Regions from separate parts of the Homo sapiens genome. Here region 2 is linked to region 1. A link is an interaction called in ENCODE POLR2A ChIA-PET data of the cell type or tissue named here. Cell type or tissue: CD4-positive, alpha-beta T cell. All regions are shown on one strand.

Region 1 (8,000 bases):
CTTAACTCATTTCAGCATTAACTCAAAAGTCCATACTCCAAAGTCTCATCTGAAACAAGGCAAGTCCCTTCCACCTATGAGCCTGTAAAATCAAAGGCTAGTTAGTTACTTCCTAGATACAACGGAGGTACAGGCATTGGCTAAATACACCCATTTCAAGTGGGAGAAGTTGGCCAAAACGAAGTGGCTAAAGGCCCCATGCAAGTCTGAAATCCAGCAGGGCAGTTAAATCTTAAAGCTCCAAAATGGTCTCCTTTGACTCCATGTCTCACATCCAGGTCACACTGATGCAGGAGGTGGGTTCCCATGGTCTTGGGCAGCTCCACCCCTATGGCATTGCAGGGTACAGCCTACTTCTCGGTTGCTTTTACAGGCTGGCGTTGAGTGTCTGTGGCTTTTCCAGGTGCATGGTGCAAGCTGTCAGTGGATATACCATTCTGATGTCTGGAGGACGGTGGCCTTCTTCTGACAGCTCTACTAGGCAGTGTCCCAGTGGGGTCTCTGTGTGGGGGCTTCCCCTTCCACATTGCCTTAACAGAGGTTCTCCATGAGGGCCTCACTCCTGTAGCAAACTTCTGCCTGGACATACATGCATTTCCATACATTCTCTGAAATCTAGGCAGAGGTTCCCAAACCTCAGTTCTTGACTTCTGTGCACCTGCAGGCTCAACACTACGTGGAAGATGCCAAGACTTGGGGCTTGCACCCTCTGAAGCCAAGGCCTGAGCTGTATCTTGGCCCCTTTTAGCCATGACTAGAGCAGCTGGGATGCATGGTACCAAGTCCCTGGGCTGCACACAGCAAGGGGACCTTGGGCCTGGCCCACAAAACCATTTTTTCCCTCCTAGGCCTCCAGGCCTGTGATGGGAGGCACTGCTGCAAAGGTCTCTGACATGCCCTGCAGACATTTTCCCCATGTCTTAGTGATTAACATTTGGCTCCTTGTTACTTATGCAAATTTCTGCAGGGGGCTTGAATTTATCCTCAGAAAATGGGTTTTTCTTTTCTATCTCATCATCAGGCTGCAAATTTTCCAAACTTTTATAGTCTGTTTCCCTTTTAAAACTGAATGCTTTTAACAGCACCCAAGTCACCTCATGAATGCTTTGCTGCTTAGAAATTTCTTCTGCCAGATACCCTAAATCATCTCCCTCGAGTTCAAAGTTCCACAAATCTCTAGGGCAGGGGCAAAATGCAGCCAGTCTCTTTGCTAAAATATAGCAAGAGTCACCTTTACTCCAGTACCAAACAAGTTCCTCATCGCTATCTGAGACCAACTCAGCCTGGATTTCATGTCCCAATCATTATCAGCATTTTGGTCAAAGCCATTTAACAAGTCTCTAGGAAGTCCCAAACTTTCCCACATTTTCCTGTCTTCTGATCCCTCCAAACTGTTCCAACCTCTGCCTGTTACCCAGTTCCAAAGTTGCTTCCACATTTTTGGGTATTTACAGCAGCGCCCCACTCTACTGGTACCAATTTACTGTATAGGTTCATTTTCACAGTGCTGATAAAGACATAACCAAGACTGGGTAATTTATAAAGAAAAAGAGGTTTAATGAACTCACAGCTCCACGTGGCTGGGGAGGCCTCACAAGCATGACAGAAAGGCACGTCTTACATGGCGGCAGGCAAGAGAGAATGAGAACTAAGCAAAAGGGGAAACCTCTTATAAAATCATCAGCTCTCATGAGATCTATTCACTATCACCAGAACAGTATGGCGGAAACTGCCCCCATATTTCAATTATCTCCCACTGGGTCCTTCCCACAACACATGGCAATTATGGGAGCTACAATTCAAGATGAGTTTTAGGTGGGGACACAGCCAAACCATATCAGGTGGGGAAACGGATGCATTCTCTAGGGGGTAGGGGACTGGTTTTGCTACCAGAGCTGTTGATGGAAGCTAAAGTTCACCCTGTTTCCCACCGACCCGCTCTGGCATGCCACTTTTCTCCAGACTCAGCTGCAAAGTCAGAAAAAACTCACTCCGGCTGAGGTTGCTCTTCTTAGAAAGAGAAAATGGCTGGCGTGGTGGCTCATGCCTGTAATCCCAACACTTTGGGAGGCCAAGGTGGGTGCATCACTAGGTCAGGAGTTTGAGACTAGCCTGGCCAACATGGTAAACCCCATCTCTACTAAAAAATACAAAAAGCCAGGCATAGTGATGCATGCCTGTAATCTCAGCTACTCAATCGCTTGAACCTAGGAGGAGGGGTTGCAGTGAGCTGATTGTGCCACTGCACTCCAACCTGGGTGACAGAGCAAGACTCCATCTAAGGGGGGGCGGGGGGAAGAGAAAATGGCTGAGATGAAAGACCTTCCCCTGTCTGTTTATTGGTAGTTGTCAGTGTGTGCATGTAGCCTGTGTTCAGAAGCACAGACCACCAGAGTAAGAACATCACTCCCTTCTAGGCCACACCCCAGGCACATGTGCAGGGGGTGAGGCAGCTGAGGAATCTTGAAAGGGCTATTTATTTCCTACGAGAGTCCTGGGGAAACCGCCTGGGAGGAGGCTGGCTCAGCAATCAGAGCCTCAAATTTGCTCCATGCCCCCTTCCTCCAGATCATCCAGCCTCAGAGAGGTTGTGTTCATTTCATAGATCAGGGACCCATGATGCGTGTTTCTCTCTCTCTCTCTCTCTCACACACACACACGCACACTCTTCAGTTAAGGCACGAAGTCTGGCCTGCATGGCCCTGCAAGTCTGTTCCCATCAGGCACATTTGGCCCAGGGCTGAGCCCATGTATGTACACAAATGGGTTAGTGCAGTGTTAGGAGTCTCTTCACAAATTGGGAACATGATGATGGCTCTGTGCTAAGCCCAGTCCTCCTGTTCCCTGGGAGGGGATCTCTTGCCTCCTTGTCAGCCAAACACCTCCCCAGCTGGACTGGGACCAAATCAGCCACAGTTCAGGTGAGTGCTGGGGACTCAGGGCCTGGCTTCTAACACTAAGAAAACACACGTTCTAAGTGTGGTGGGGGCTATTTGGAGACCTTAAATAAGATCAAGTCCCCACCTAAGATGGACAAAGATGGCCACGAAAGCCAGGAGGGGGAGGTTTCTCTTTGTGCTTTTAAACCCCAACCATGTATAACCATGTATAACAGGAAGAGAGCTGACCTTTTTCCTCTAAGCTCTCTGGCTTCCACCCCAGGGAAGAGGTTTCTGCAGATTGGTGTGAGTGTGGGGGTGGAAAGGGCACAGTAAGGATTGTGCGTTGGAGCAGGAGATTGCTTCAGTGCCCCCTCCCTAGGCCCCACCTTCAGCAGCTGGTTCCAGCACATTTAAGTCAGCAGCCACTTAATGGGTGGTATAGAGGTGGGAGGTTCCTGGGAGTACATGGTGCGGGTGTGACGGAGGGTTCAAGGTCTGCATGAAGACTGGGGGCTTTGCGGTTACCGGGCCCTGGGCTGGGTCAGGACGCCCAGGTAAAGTAGGCGATCTCATCCAGGTCGACCGGGTAATCGGTGAGCAGCACCGGCGTCTTGTCGAAAAGCTCACCCTTGTAGCTGCGCCACTTGCCGGCGGGCAAATAGACGTCGCGCTCCTGCTTGCCTGGCTCCAGCACCGGGGCCACAAGCAGCGTGTCCCCAATAAGGAACTGCGAGTCGATACGGTGAGCTGTCTCGTCGCCGGGCGCAATCCACCAAAGGGGGCGCACGATAGGGTCACCCGTGTCGGTGACCTCGCCCGCCAGCTCAAGCAACAGCGGTGCCACAAGCGAGGCCCGCAGGGCGGCGAACTTCTGCGCGATGGCCACCACTTCCGCGTCGTAGCGCCAGGGCGGGATAGAGAACTGCATGGCCGGCATAAAGGCGGCCACTTCCAGCCAGCGAATGTAGAGCTCGCGCTCGGGCACATCGCCGCCGGCTGTCCGCTGGGGCACGGCGTTGCCGCCCACCATATCGGGTAGGATGAATGGGTAGCCCAGCATGCTGACGGTGAGCACCGCGGGGATGAGTGAGCGCAACCCCAGGTCGTAGCCCCACACAGAGTCGCGATCCACCAGGCGGAAGAAGCAGGAGATGTTCTGTGACTGGTAGCCTACGCGCACCTCCGCCAGCGAGAAGAAGGGCAGCGCCATCTCAGTGTAGCGCCGGCTCCAGACGCTGGGGTCCGGCAGCGGCCGGTAGGTGCTGAAGTCCCGCGGCAGGTAGCTGACCTCGCCCGCGTCGAACTTGAAGGAAGCCACGGAGTAGCGAGAGCGCAGCCGCCGCAGGTGTCCCTGGAACCAGTCGCGGGCCTTTGGGTGCGTGAAGTCTAGCACCGCGCCGATGCCGTTCCACCAGCGCACCAGCGCAGGTAACCGGCCCGTGGGTTCGCGCACGAACAGCTCGCGCTCCACGCCCTCGCCGAAGCGCGACGAGTTGTAGTTGACAAAAGGGTGCACCCAGAGCGTGACGCGGAAGCCGGCGTCGCGCAGGCGGCGGAACATGTCGCTGGCGTTGGGGAATTTGACCTCATCGAAGTCGAAGTCGCCATAAGCAGGTGTGTACATGTCGTCGATTTCCAGGTGGCTGCTGTTGAAGTGGTGCAGGCGGATCTGTTGGGCAAAACGCAGCACCTTGTCCTGGTCCACGGCGCGCCCGTACAGCGCCCATGTGGACCAAATGGGGTCTCGGAAGGCCTCGGGTGCTGGCACCCTTGACGGCTTGTTGAAGTAGCGACGCACCATGTACTTGTGGATGGAGGTGACGTCTGAGCCCACGCACACTCGGTAGCTCAGCTCTGGCGCTGCGGCGCGGCCGGCGGGTGGCTTGTAGGGCGTGTCGTGGTAGCGCGCCTGAAGCCGCAGCGAGCGCTCCGTGCTGTTCCAGCCCAGGTGGAAGGGCACTGAGTCATTGACTTTGATGGCGGCCGCGCGCGAAGATAGCCAGTAGCGCTCGAGGATGCCCCCAAACGCGGCGTCGGAGGAGTAGACATCGCTGGTGACGAACGGCTGGGGCTCCTGCTGGCCATCCAGGCGGATGGGCCAGTGTTGCGTCCTCATCTCGGCGCCACCATACCAGTGGGCCGCCGCGTCGCCCAAGAACATGGCGTGCTCCACGGCCCGGCCCGGCGCTGCCTCCTCCCAGCGCACGCGGTAGCACATGACCGTGTCCTTGGGCCGCACAGTCTGGATGAAGAAGTGCAGCGGCAGCCCGTCGGCCGTGAGCGAGCAGCCCAGCAGGGCGCCATCGCGGCTGCAGGAGTCAAGGTCCAGCGCGCCGGAGCGGAAGGCCAGGCGGAAGACCTGCTCTCCCTTCTGATTGCGGATGGAGAAGCCGCCAGCTTTCAGGTCCAGCAGCTCCGCGCGAAGTCGCTCCGCCTTGCGTAGGGAGACGCTGTAGTAGCACCAGGCCACCACCGCGGCCAGCACAAGCAGCAGCCCCAGAACCGCGGAGCCCAGCAGCGGCTTCAGGTCTTTGGAAGGCTTGGGCTTGGCAGGTGAGAAGTTGTCGGGCAGGAAGGTGTACATAGCTGCGGCTGCGATGGCCTCGGGGTTCTGACGGTATGCGTAGCAGCCAGGCCGGCGGCGGCGGGGGTAGGCCTGGCTCTTCTCCTGAGGGTTCTGGAGCATTAGTGGGCTGCTAAGAAAGGAGCGGGCCGTGGGGCCATCTGACTGAGTTCATCTCAACCTGCTCTGAAAGGAGGAGACAGAGATGGAACTGAGCTATCTCATCCCATGATATTTCCATTTGCTGCCGCAAGCTAAGAGGAGGTGTATACTTTGGGAAGATGAATACTGGAACCTGAGGGCTTGAAGAGTGGCAAAGGTGAGACCCTTACCAGGACAATCTGTGCCTAACCCACCCTTTCTCATGGGACCTAATGCTTGCCCAAATTAGGACTCTGTGACTGGGGAGCGGCCCATGTGACTGGGAGATGGCACCCATCCTCATTTTCCTAGTGGAGAAACAAACCCTGAGAGGGTCAGGAAGCTTTCCAGGATCACAGGATAAGCCAGGCCTCCCCAGATCACACATGGGGCCGTTCGGGCTGAAGAGACGGGAAAGGAACTAGAAAAGTCCTGCTCTCCTAGAGGTGTGGATGGTCAGGGTGGGAGAGGGGGTATTGTCCAGCCAGCTCCTTGAGACTTTTTTTTTTGAAATGGAGTCTCTCTCTGTCACCCAGACTGGAGTGCAGTGGCATGATCTCAGCTCACTGCAATCTCTGCCTCTTGGGTTCAAGCGGGTCTCCTGCCTCAACCTCCCGAGTAGCTGGGATTAAAGGCGCACACCACCACACCTAGCTAATTTTTGTATTTTTGGTAGAGACAGGGTTTCACCATGTTGGTCAGGCTGGCTTCGAACTCATGACCTCAAGTGATCCACCTGCCTCAGCCTCCAGAAGTGCTGGCATTACAGGCGTGAGCCACCTCGCCCAGTCCCCCTTGAGACTTTTAACAGGGCGGTAGGCTAGCTTCCCTGTCCCCAGAGGGGGAGAGGAGGGAGGAAGGGAGAACAGCTCAGGGATGTGTTTTTATCCTGAGTCAAAAGCCTGATGAAGTCTGGAGATTGAAGAAGACACCCAAAGCCAGACTTAGTCCCAGGGCCTGGTTTGGAGGGAGGTAGAGTTGGGTTCAGACATTAGGGCCTGGGGCAGGAGCCTGGCATGGGGGGCCAGTTGTTTCTCACATCTGCTTCTCTTTGCCCTCAAACTCACCCTGCTCTCAGCCATCATCCATCACCAAATCCATTTCCATGCCTGCCTTCCTGCTTTGCTCCTGGCACCACATCTGTGGGCCAGCTACTTCCTCGCTCTGTTTCACCCACTGTCCTGTTTCTGTCATAGTTTGGGCACTGTCACTTCTCCCCTGTATTACCAAACGCTTCCCCCAACAGGCCTCTCTGACTCTAACTTCTTTCTCACCAGTGCCTTCTGATCACGGCAACCATAGTGATCTTTCTAAAGCACTTATCAAACCATATCTATCCCTAGCTTCGAGAGCTGCTCATTGCTTCCATGATGAAATTTAAAAGTGTTTGCTTTGCACTGGAGGCTCCAGGCATGATGTGTTCTCAGCTACCATTCTGATTCCATTTCCAGCCAAGCCTATCTTGTGATTACCAAGCTCGTTCCTTCCCCAACCTAAATCCTTTAGGCCACCTGCTTCAGGAGATTTCACCCACCTAGCTTGGCCCAGCGCACCTCCTCCACCTACCTGCTCTCCAGGGATCAGACACCCACCACTACCACTAACACACATAAACTCTGACACACTATATGCTAAATATCCAGATATGAGGCCATGCACGGTGCTCATGCCTGTAATCCTAGCACTTTGGGAGGCCAAGGAGGGCAGATCTCTTGAGCTCAGGAGTTTGAGACCAGCCTGGGCAACATGTTGAAACCCTGTCTCTACCAAAAATACAAAAAAAAAAAAAAATTAGCCAGGCATGGTGGTGTGCACCTGTAGTCCCAGCTACTTGGGGGGCTGAGGTGGGAGGGTCGCTTGAGCCCAGGAGGTCAAGGCTGCAGTGAGCCAAGATTGTGCCACTGCACTCCAGCCTAGGTGACAAAGTGAGACCCTATCTCAAAAAAAAAAAAAAAATACAGATATGACTACAGGGAAACACAGGCTCAGGGGAAGAGGTGTGTCCTACTCTGCCACTCAAGGCCACTGACCGTTCCTGTCCCAGGCTTCAGAGCAGAGTCCAACAAAGAAATAGCACCACCCAGGTGCACACACGGGCATACACACAGCCAGCCAGTTGGTTGCCCAACTGCTCCAGCTCGGGGGAAGAAGAGAAGGAGACTAGCAAACAGTAATTAGCCTCCTCCCAGATGCCAGTGTCTGTCTCTAAGTCCCCAGGGACTTCCAAGGAGATGCCGGAAATACTCAGGTTTTTCACCTCCCCCATGCAAGAATGCAAGGTGTGGAGCAGAATTTGATCCTAAATGTCAATACACAGCTCCTCCCATAGGCACTTCCCACACGGTGCTAGCTCAGGGCCTCATTCTCAGTGCCCTCTGCCCCCAGCTGCCTAAGCTTGTCAGCCCTAGCTGGTC
Region 2 (8,000 bases), 210 kb before region 1:
ATCCATGATTCTGAATATATCCTAACCTCAGGCTACTTTTATTCACCAAAATTAGATGGTGCATTTGCCAAAGCTTCCCAGTTAGGAGGATTGCTTCTTAACACCTTGTCTTTCAGGGTCCTCACTATGTCCTATTTTCTGCTTGCGTTTTCTCACCCACCGAGCCAACCTCCTCTGTTAGCTGGCCACAAGAGCATATATGGCAATAGATATAAGCTAAGAGGTGCTAAGGTAAGAGCAGTAGATGACTGGGGGCTCGTGCCACCTGCAGCTTATACACTTTAGCTGTATTTGTGTCTGCTCCTGAATGTACCACTTCTGCATTGCGACAGATTGCTGCTGGCCCATCCACCTTATGATGTGGTGAGTCTGAGAAACAAAACTTTTTTTTTTTTTTGAGACAGAATCTCACTCTGTTGCCCAGGCTGGAGTGCAATGGTGCAATCTTGGCTCACTGCAACCTTCACCTCCCAGGTTCAAGCGATTCTCGTGCCTCAGCCTCCCAAGTACCTGGAATTACAGGCATGTGCCACCACGCCCGGCTAATTTTTTGTATTTTTAATAGAGATGGGGTTTCACCATGTTGGCCAGGCTGGTCTTGAACTCCTAGTCTTAAGCAATCCACCCGCCTGGGTCTCCCAAAGTGCTGGGATTACAGGTTTGAGCCACCACACCGGCCTGAGAAACAGAATTTATGAAGGATTGTATTGTCCATGTGGTTGATGTCCTACAGTCAGGCACTTCATCTTTGCCATGGTCAGATGCTGATTATTTTATTTTTTGAGACAGAGCCTCACTCTGTCACCCAGGCTGGAGTGCAGGGGAGCAATCTCAGCTCACTGCAACCTCCACCTCCCAGGTTCAAGCAATTCTCATGCCTCAGCCTCCTGAGTAGCTGGAATTACATGTACACGCCACCACGCCTGGCTAATTTTTGTATTTGTAGTAGAGATGGGGTTTCACCATGTTGGTCAGGCTGGTCTTGAACTCCTGATCTCAAATGATCCACCTGCCCTGCCTCAACCTCCCAAAGTGTTAGGATTACAGACGTGAGCCACCTCGCCCAGCCTCATTTTTTAAAAAATTTGTAATTATCTGCTGCAGATATCATAGCCTTACTGTGGAACCCTAGGGGTCTAGGTTGTGATTCTCTTATCGGAGCTTGTCAGAAACTCCACATGATGCCTTTTGCCACTGTCTTAGTGTGTTTGTTCTGCTTTAATAAAATACCTGAGATTGGGTAATTTATAAAGAACAGAAATTTATTTCCCACAGTTCTGGAAGCTGGGAGGTCCAAGATCATGGAGCCAGCGTGTCTGGTGTCTGGTGAGGGTTGCTGTCTGATTCCAAGATGATGCCTCTTGCTATGTCCTCACATGGTGAAAGGAGGAAGGGCAAAAAGGACTGAACACTGTGAAGCTTCTTTTATAAGGGTCTTAATCCCATTTATGAGGGAGGAGACCTCATGACTTAATTATCTCCTAAAGGCCCCACTCCCTGGAGATTAAGTTTCAATGTAAATTTTGTAGGGACACAAACATTCAGACTATAGCAGCCACCACCATAGGTTCTGCTGGGTTCTATGGTTCAAACAGTAGGACCATTTGCATCCCAGCCTGGAGCTGCTGCTGAGCACGTCACTTATCCTGGACCCACTCGAAGCTGGCAGCCTTTTGTGTCACCCAGTATATGGATTAGAGTGATATTCCCAAGTAAGGACTAATACTCTGCCTCCAGAACAAAGACACCTTAGTTGAGAGTGTGGGGAATGAGAGATGCAATATTGTAATTTGTCTTTTACTTTGAAGGGAATGTCCCAGCATTTCCCAAACTACTAGACTACCCAAAACTTAACTGTTAGCCGGGCGCGGTGGCTCACACCTGTAATCCCAGCACTTTGGGAGGCCGAGGCGGGTGGATCACCTGAGGTCAGGAGTTCAAGACCAGCCTGGCCAACATGATGAAACCCTGTCTCTACTAAAAACACAAAAATTAGCCAGGCATGGTGCACTCCTGTAATCCCAGCTACTTGGGAAGCTGAGGCAGGAGAATCGCTTGAACCCGGGAGGCAGAGGTTGCAGTGAGCCGAGATGGCCCCACTCCACTCCAGCCTGGGCGACAGAGTGAGACTCTGTCTCGAAAAAACCAAAACAGACAAAAAAAAAAAAAACTTAACTGTTGTGGTGGACCTTTGAGCCTTCATAAAGTTGATCTCCCACATTTGAAAGCACATATATCTTTAAAAGACTTCCAATGAATTTGCCATTTTTTACACATCCAGTCTGATTACTTTTCTGTCCTCCATACCGGCAACAATGTGATGTTCTGTGGTGTATCCAGATGATTAAAGTCCCTTCAGAATATATATATATTCTCTAGGCCAGGCACAGTGGCTCATGCCTGTAATCCCAGCATTTGGGGAGGCCGAGGTGGGAAGGAATCGCTTGAGTCCAGGAGTTCAAGACCAGCCTAGGCAAGAGAGCGAGACCCCATCACTATTTTTTTTTTTTTTAAATAGAGGCCGAGGCAGGGCAGGTGAGATCAGGAGTTCAAGACCAGCCAGACCAACATGGTGAAACCCTATCTATCTATCTATCTATCTATCTATCTATCTATCTATCTATCTACCAATTTTGAGACAGGGTCTTGCTCTGTTAACCAGGCTAGAGTACAGTGGCATGATCATAGCTCACAGCAACCTTGACTTCCTGGGCTCAGGTGATTCTCCTACCTCAGCCTCCCTAGTAGCTAGCTATGGACTCCCAAGTAGCCTCCAAGTAGCTGGGCCCATACCACCATGCCTGGCTAATTTTTAATTTTTTTTTTTTTTTGTAGTGACAGGGTTTTGCCATGTTGTCCAGGCTGGCCTTGAATTCCTGGGCTCAAGTGATCCTCCTGCCTCGGCCTCCCAAATTGCTGAGATTACAAGCATGAGCCACACACAGCCTCAGAATATATTATAATAGTGGGCATGAAATTAACATAGCTCTGGGCCAAGACTATATATGTATGCTACTGTCCATTCCAAGTGACAGTTAACTGTTTCTGATCCTCCTTTAGAGATGGAAAAGAATGCCTTTACCAGATTAATGGTCACATATCACACATACCATGTATTTGAGGTAACGTTAATCTGCTTTAGCAAAGATACTAAATCTGGCACCTGCAATTGCAGCTACTACTTTTTTGAGTGTGTCATAGTCTACTGGACATCCTCCAGAATCTATCTAGGATTCTGTTGAACCAAAAGAAATTATGATAGGGACTATTACCTCTGCATCTTTTTTTTTTTTTTTTTTTTTTTTTTTGAGATGGAGTCTCGCTCTGTTGCCCAGGCTGGAGTGCTGTGGCGCCAACTCGGCTCACTGCAAGCTCCGCCTCCCAGGTTCACACCATTCTCCTGCCTCAGCCTCCAGAGTAGCTGGGACTATAGGCGCCCGCCACCACGCATAGCTAATTTTTTTTTTTCGTATTTTTATTAGAGACGGGGTTTCACCGTGTTAGCCAGGATGGTCTCAATCTCCTGACCTTGTGATCCGCCTGCCTTGGCCTTACCTCTGCATCTCTTAAATCATTAAGAGTACCATTGATCTCTTTCACTACCCATAAGATGCAATCTTGTTTTTGATTGCTATCTTGCTGGGGTAGGGAGAAGTTTCAGAGGCTTCTATTTGGTCTTTCTCATGACGTTAGCACTTACCTCACAGGTCATAGGGCCAATGTGTTAGTTCTTTTAACAGCCAAGTATGTTGATTTTATTCATGTATTTGGCAACCAGGGACATAACCACTGGGTGTGTCTGTGTGCACAGTAGATTCCCTGTGAACTGAACCTGGGCCAGGACTCATTTATTTATTTATTTATTTATTTATTTATTTATTTATTTATTTATGAGACGGAGTCTCATTCTGTCGCCAGGCTGGAGTGCAGTGGCATGATCTCGGCTCATTGCAACCTCCGCCTCCCGGGTTCAAGCAATTCTCCTGCCTCAGCCTCCCAAGTAGCTGGGACTATAGACACGCACCACCACGTCTAGCTAATTTTTGTATTTTTAGTAGGCACTGGGCTTCACTGTGTTGGCCAGGATGGTCTCAATCTCCTGACCTCAGGTGATCCATCTGTCTCGGCCTCCCAGAGTGCTGGGATTACAGGTGTGAGCCACTGCTCCTGGCCAGGAGTCCATTTATTACAGGGTCTCCATATGCCCCAACTCTAAAGGGGGGATCCTGAGGATGCTTTGAGTCCCATACTGGTATCAATTTCATTTCAGACCTTGTGTCCAACAGTCCTTGTATTGCTTGGGTAATATTGCTCTTTCCACTGCGTTTGGGGGCCCAAACAAATACTAGTGGACCTTTTTGAGGAAGGACTGGAGGAATCATTGCCAAATACATTTATTAGAGTGTCACGGGGTCCTCCTTCTGGAGACCTGGCAGCTGCTTCAGTCACTGGGTTGCAGGTCTGAAGACTGGTTGTGATCCAGAAGCTGAGCAATGAATCATGACTCAGCTTCTTGATCATCTAGCCTGGGTTCCTTTTAATTGTCTAGGTTGAGTAATATCCTTGTTGGCCATCTCACCTTTAAGAACATCATGAACTATTAGCCATCTCCATCGCTCTCTGCAGGTCAGGACCCTCTGGCTGCTGTTCCAACTTCATAGATCATTGTAATTGCAACTATTTGCTTCTGATGGTTACATGCTGCTCTCTGGCCTCTATTATTTTAAGATACTATTATTCCCATTGCTATCAAGGTGCCCTGTTCTGAAACCACAAGGGCAGCTACCACTGAGCTTCTCAGTAATACCAATATCACTTTTCTTTTTTTGAGACAGGGGCTCACTCTGTCACCCAGGCTGGAGTGCAGTAGCATGATCTCGGCTTGCTGCAACCTCTGTCCACCCCTAGGCACAATTGATCCTCCCATCTTAGCTTCCTGAGTAGTTGAGACCACAAGCATGTACCACCATGCCTGGCTATTTTTTCTGTATTTTTAGTAGAGATGGGGTCTCACTGTATTGCTTAGGCTGGTCTTGAACTCCTGAGCTTAAGTGATCCACCCACCTTGGCCTCCCAAAGGGCTGAGATTACAGGTGTGAGCCACCGTGCCCAGCCCCTCCAATGTCACTTTCATCAGAGAATTCCTTGGAGCTCTTCTGTGGAAAAGTCATTTGGTAAGTTTCCTGGTTTTACACGGTATATCCATTCTAACTTTCCTCTTCTTTTAGTCTTTTGATCCCTACTTGCACCATCTCCTATAGCAGTTCTGATATTTCTTTTTTTTTTTTTTTTTCTGAGATGGAATTTTGCTGTTTTTGCCCAGGCTGGAGTGCAATGGTGCAATCTCGGCTCACTGCAACCTCCACCTCCCAGGTTCAAGCGATTCTCCTGCCTTAGCCTCCTGAGTAGCTGGGATTACAAGTGCCTGCCACCACGCCTGGCTAATTTTTGTATTTTTAGTAGAGATGGGGTTTCACCTTGTTGGCCAGGCTTGAACTCCTGACCTCAGGTGGTCCACCCGCCTCAGCCTCCGAAAGTGCTAGGATTATAGGCATGAGCCACTGTACCCGGCCTCTTTTTTTTTTTTTTTTTTTTTTTGAGACAGAGTCTCACTCTGTCACCCAGGCTGCAGTGCAGTGGTGTGATCTCGGCTTACTGCAACCTCACCCTCCTGGGTTCAAGCAATTCTCCTGCCTCAGCCTCCCAAGTAGCTGGGATTACAGGTGCAAGCCACTACTCCCCATTAATTTTTTGTTTGTTTGTTGTTGTTTGTTCGCTTGAGACAGAGTCTCACTCTTGTTGCCCAGGCTGGAGTGCAATGGCGTGATCTCGTCTCACAGCAAGCTCTGCCTCCTGGGTTGAGGTGATTCTCCTGCCTCAGCCTCCCCAGTAGCTGGGATTACAGGTATGCGCCACCTTGCCCAGATAATTTTTTTTGTATTTTTAGTAGAGACGAGGTTTCCCCATGTTGGCCAGGCTGGTCCCAAATTCCTGACCTCAGGTGATCCACCTACCTCAGCCTCCCAAAGCGCTGGGATAAGAGGCATAAGCCACCACGCTCGGTCTAATTTTTGTATTTTTATTTGTTTGTTTTTTTTTTTTTTTTTTTGAGACAGAGTTTCGCTCTGTCGCCTAGGCAGACAGAGTGCAGTGGCGCGATCTTGGCTCATTGCAAGCTCTGCTTCCCGGGTCCACGCCATTCTCCTGCCTCAGCCTCCCGAGTAGCTGGGACTACAGGCACCTGCCACGGCGCCCGGCTAATTTTCTGTATTTTTAGTAGAGGTGAGGTTTCACCGTGTCAGCCAGGATAGTCTCAATCTCCTGACCTCTTGATCCACCCACCTCGGCCTCCCAAAGTGCTGGGATTACAGGCGTGAGCCACCGCGCCCAGCCTAATTTTTGTATTTTTAGTAGAGATGGGGTTTCACCATGTTGGCCAGGCTGGTCTCAAACTCCTCAAGTGATCCACCCACCTTAGCTTCCCAAAGAGCTGGTATTAGAGGTATGAGCTGCCCGGTCTGATATTTCTATTTATTTATTACAGCCCATCACTTTCTCTAAGCTCATAAGACCCATCCTAAGAATATGTTAGCACTATTTCTCAGGGTCCTTGTCAGGGTGTTAAATCCTGTGTTCCAAGTTGATAACCTCTCCCTATTTTGGTTGAGAATTGGAATCCTCAGAATCCAGTCCCATGAATATTCTCCTGCCATTTGTCAGTACATATTGGTTATGTTCTACAGCTCCTTTAGCTATAGTCTCTTTCCTCCTTCGGCATGTCCTGGTCATTCATGTTGTTATTTAATTTTAGTTATTGGTCCAATGATTAGGTTGGGACTTTAAAGTAGATCCAGATGGCAAGGCACCTATCTTTTTTTTTTTTTTTTTTTTTTTGAGACAGGATCTTGCTCTGTCACCCAGGCTGGAGTGCAGTGGCGCAATTTCGGCTCACTACAGCCTCGACCTCCCATGTTCAAGTGATTATCCGGCTTCTGCCTCCTGAGTAGCTGGGATTACAGGTGCACACCACCATGCCCAGGTAAACAGGCACCTGTCTTGTAAGGCAGGTATTTTTACATTGTCTTCAAGCAAGGAGGAATGCTAAGCTTTAACAAAGAGGAATGGGCAATGTGTTGGGTCCTTCTTGCGCTGCTCTAAAGAAATACCTGGCAGGGAGGAGGGAGAGCATCACGAAGAATAGCTAATGGATGCTGGGCTTAATACCTAGGTGATAGGATGATCTGTGCAGCAAACCACCACAGCACACGTTTATCTATGTAACAAACCTGCATATCCAGCGCATGTACCCCTGAACTTAAAAAAAAAAAAGAAATACCTGACACTGAATAATTTACAAGAAAAGATGTTTAGGCCGGGCATGGTGGCTCATGCCTGTAATCCCAGCACTTTGGGCGGCCGAGGTGGGTGGATCACGAGGTCAGGAGATCGAGACCATCCTGGCTAACATGGTGAAACCCCGCCTCTACTAAAAATACAAAAAATTAGCCGGGCCTGGTGGCGGGAGCCTGTAGTCCCAGCTACTTGGGAGGCTGAGGCAGGAGAATGGTGTGAACCCAGGAGGTGGAGCTTGCAGTGAATCGAGATTGCACCACTGCACTCCAGCCTGGGTGACAGAGCGAGACTCCATCTCAAAAAAAAAAAAAAAAAAAGATGTTTAATGGCTCATGGTTATGCAGGCTGTACAGGAAGCATAGCAGCATCTGTTCTGGGGAGGCCTCAGGAAGCTTCCAATCATGGCATAAGGCAAAGGGGGAGCAGGGACATCACATGGCTAGAATGGAAACAAGAGAAAGAGAAAGTGGCGGCGAGGTGCACACACTTTTAAATGACCAGCTCTCATGAGAACTCACTATCACGAAGACTGCACCCACCAAGCCATGAGGGATCCACCCTCATGATACAAACACCTCCCAGCAGGCCCCTCCTCCAGCATTGGGGATTACAATTCAACATGAGATTTGGGTGGGGACAAATATCTA

The links. ChIA-PET counts read pairs that join two places held together with the same protein. Peaks named below come from ENCODE experiments on the same cell type or tissue, not always from the same donor. Only the 100,000 strongest peaks of a DNase experiment are listed, where the experiment ranks them.
Region 2: POLR2A ChIA-PET joins it to region 1 with 6 read pairs; 10 of 35 experiments call an interaction of 5 or more read pairs at or near these places.

Annotation. Positions count from the first base shown.
Region 1 is chr9:34,367,376-34,375,375 of GRCh38, forward strand. It overlaps MYORG (myogenesis regulating glycosidase), which reads right to left. Exons shown (of 2, transcript NM_020702.5): 2 at 1-5,631. The coding sequence starts at 5,568. The coding sequence ends at 3,424. Among named protein-coding and RNA genes, the nearest start is that of MYORG, 5.5 kb to the right of the region's middle. RefSeq lists enhancers at 4,453-4,953, 4,954-5,454. In CD4-positive, alpha-beta T cell, no CTCF peak of the experiment used is centred here; a DNase peak (open chromatin) is centred at 3,696.
Region 2 is chr9:34,159,142-34,167,141 of GRCh38, forward strand. No RefSeq gene overlaps it. Among named protein-coding and RNA genes, the nearest start is that of UBAP1, 16 kb to the right of the region's middle. In CD4-positive, alpha-beta T cell, no CTCF peak of the experiment used is centred here; no DNase peak of the experiment used is centred here.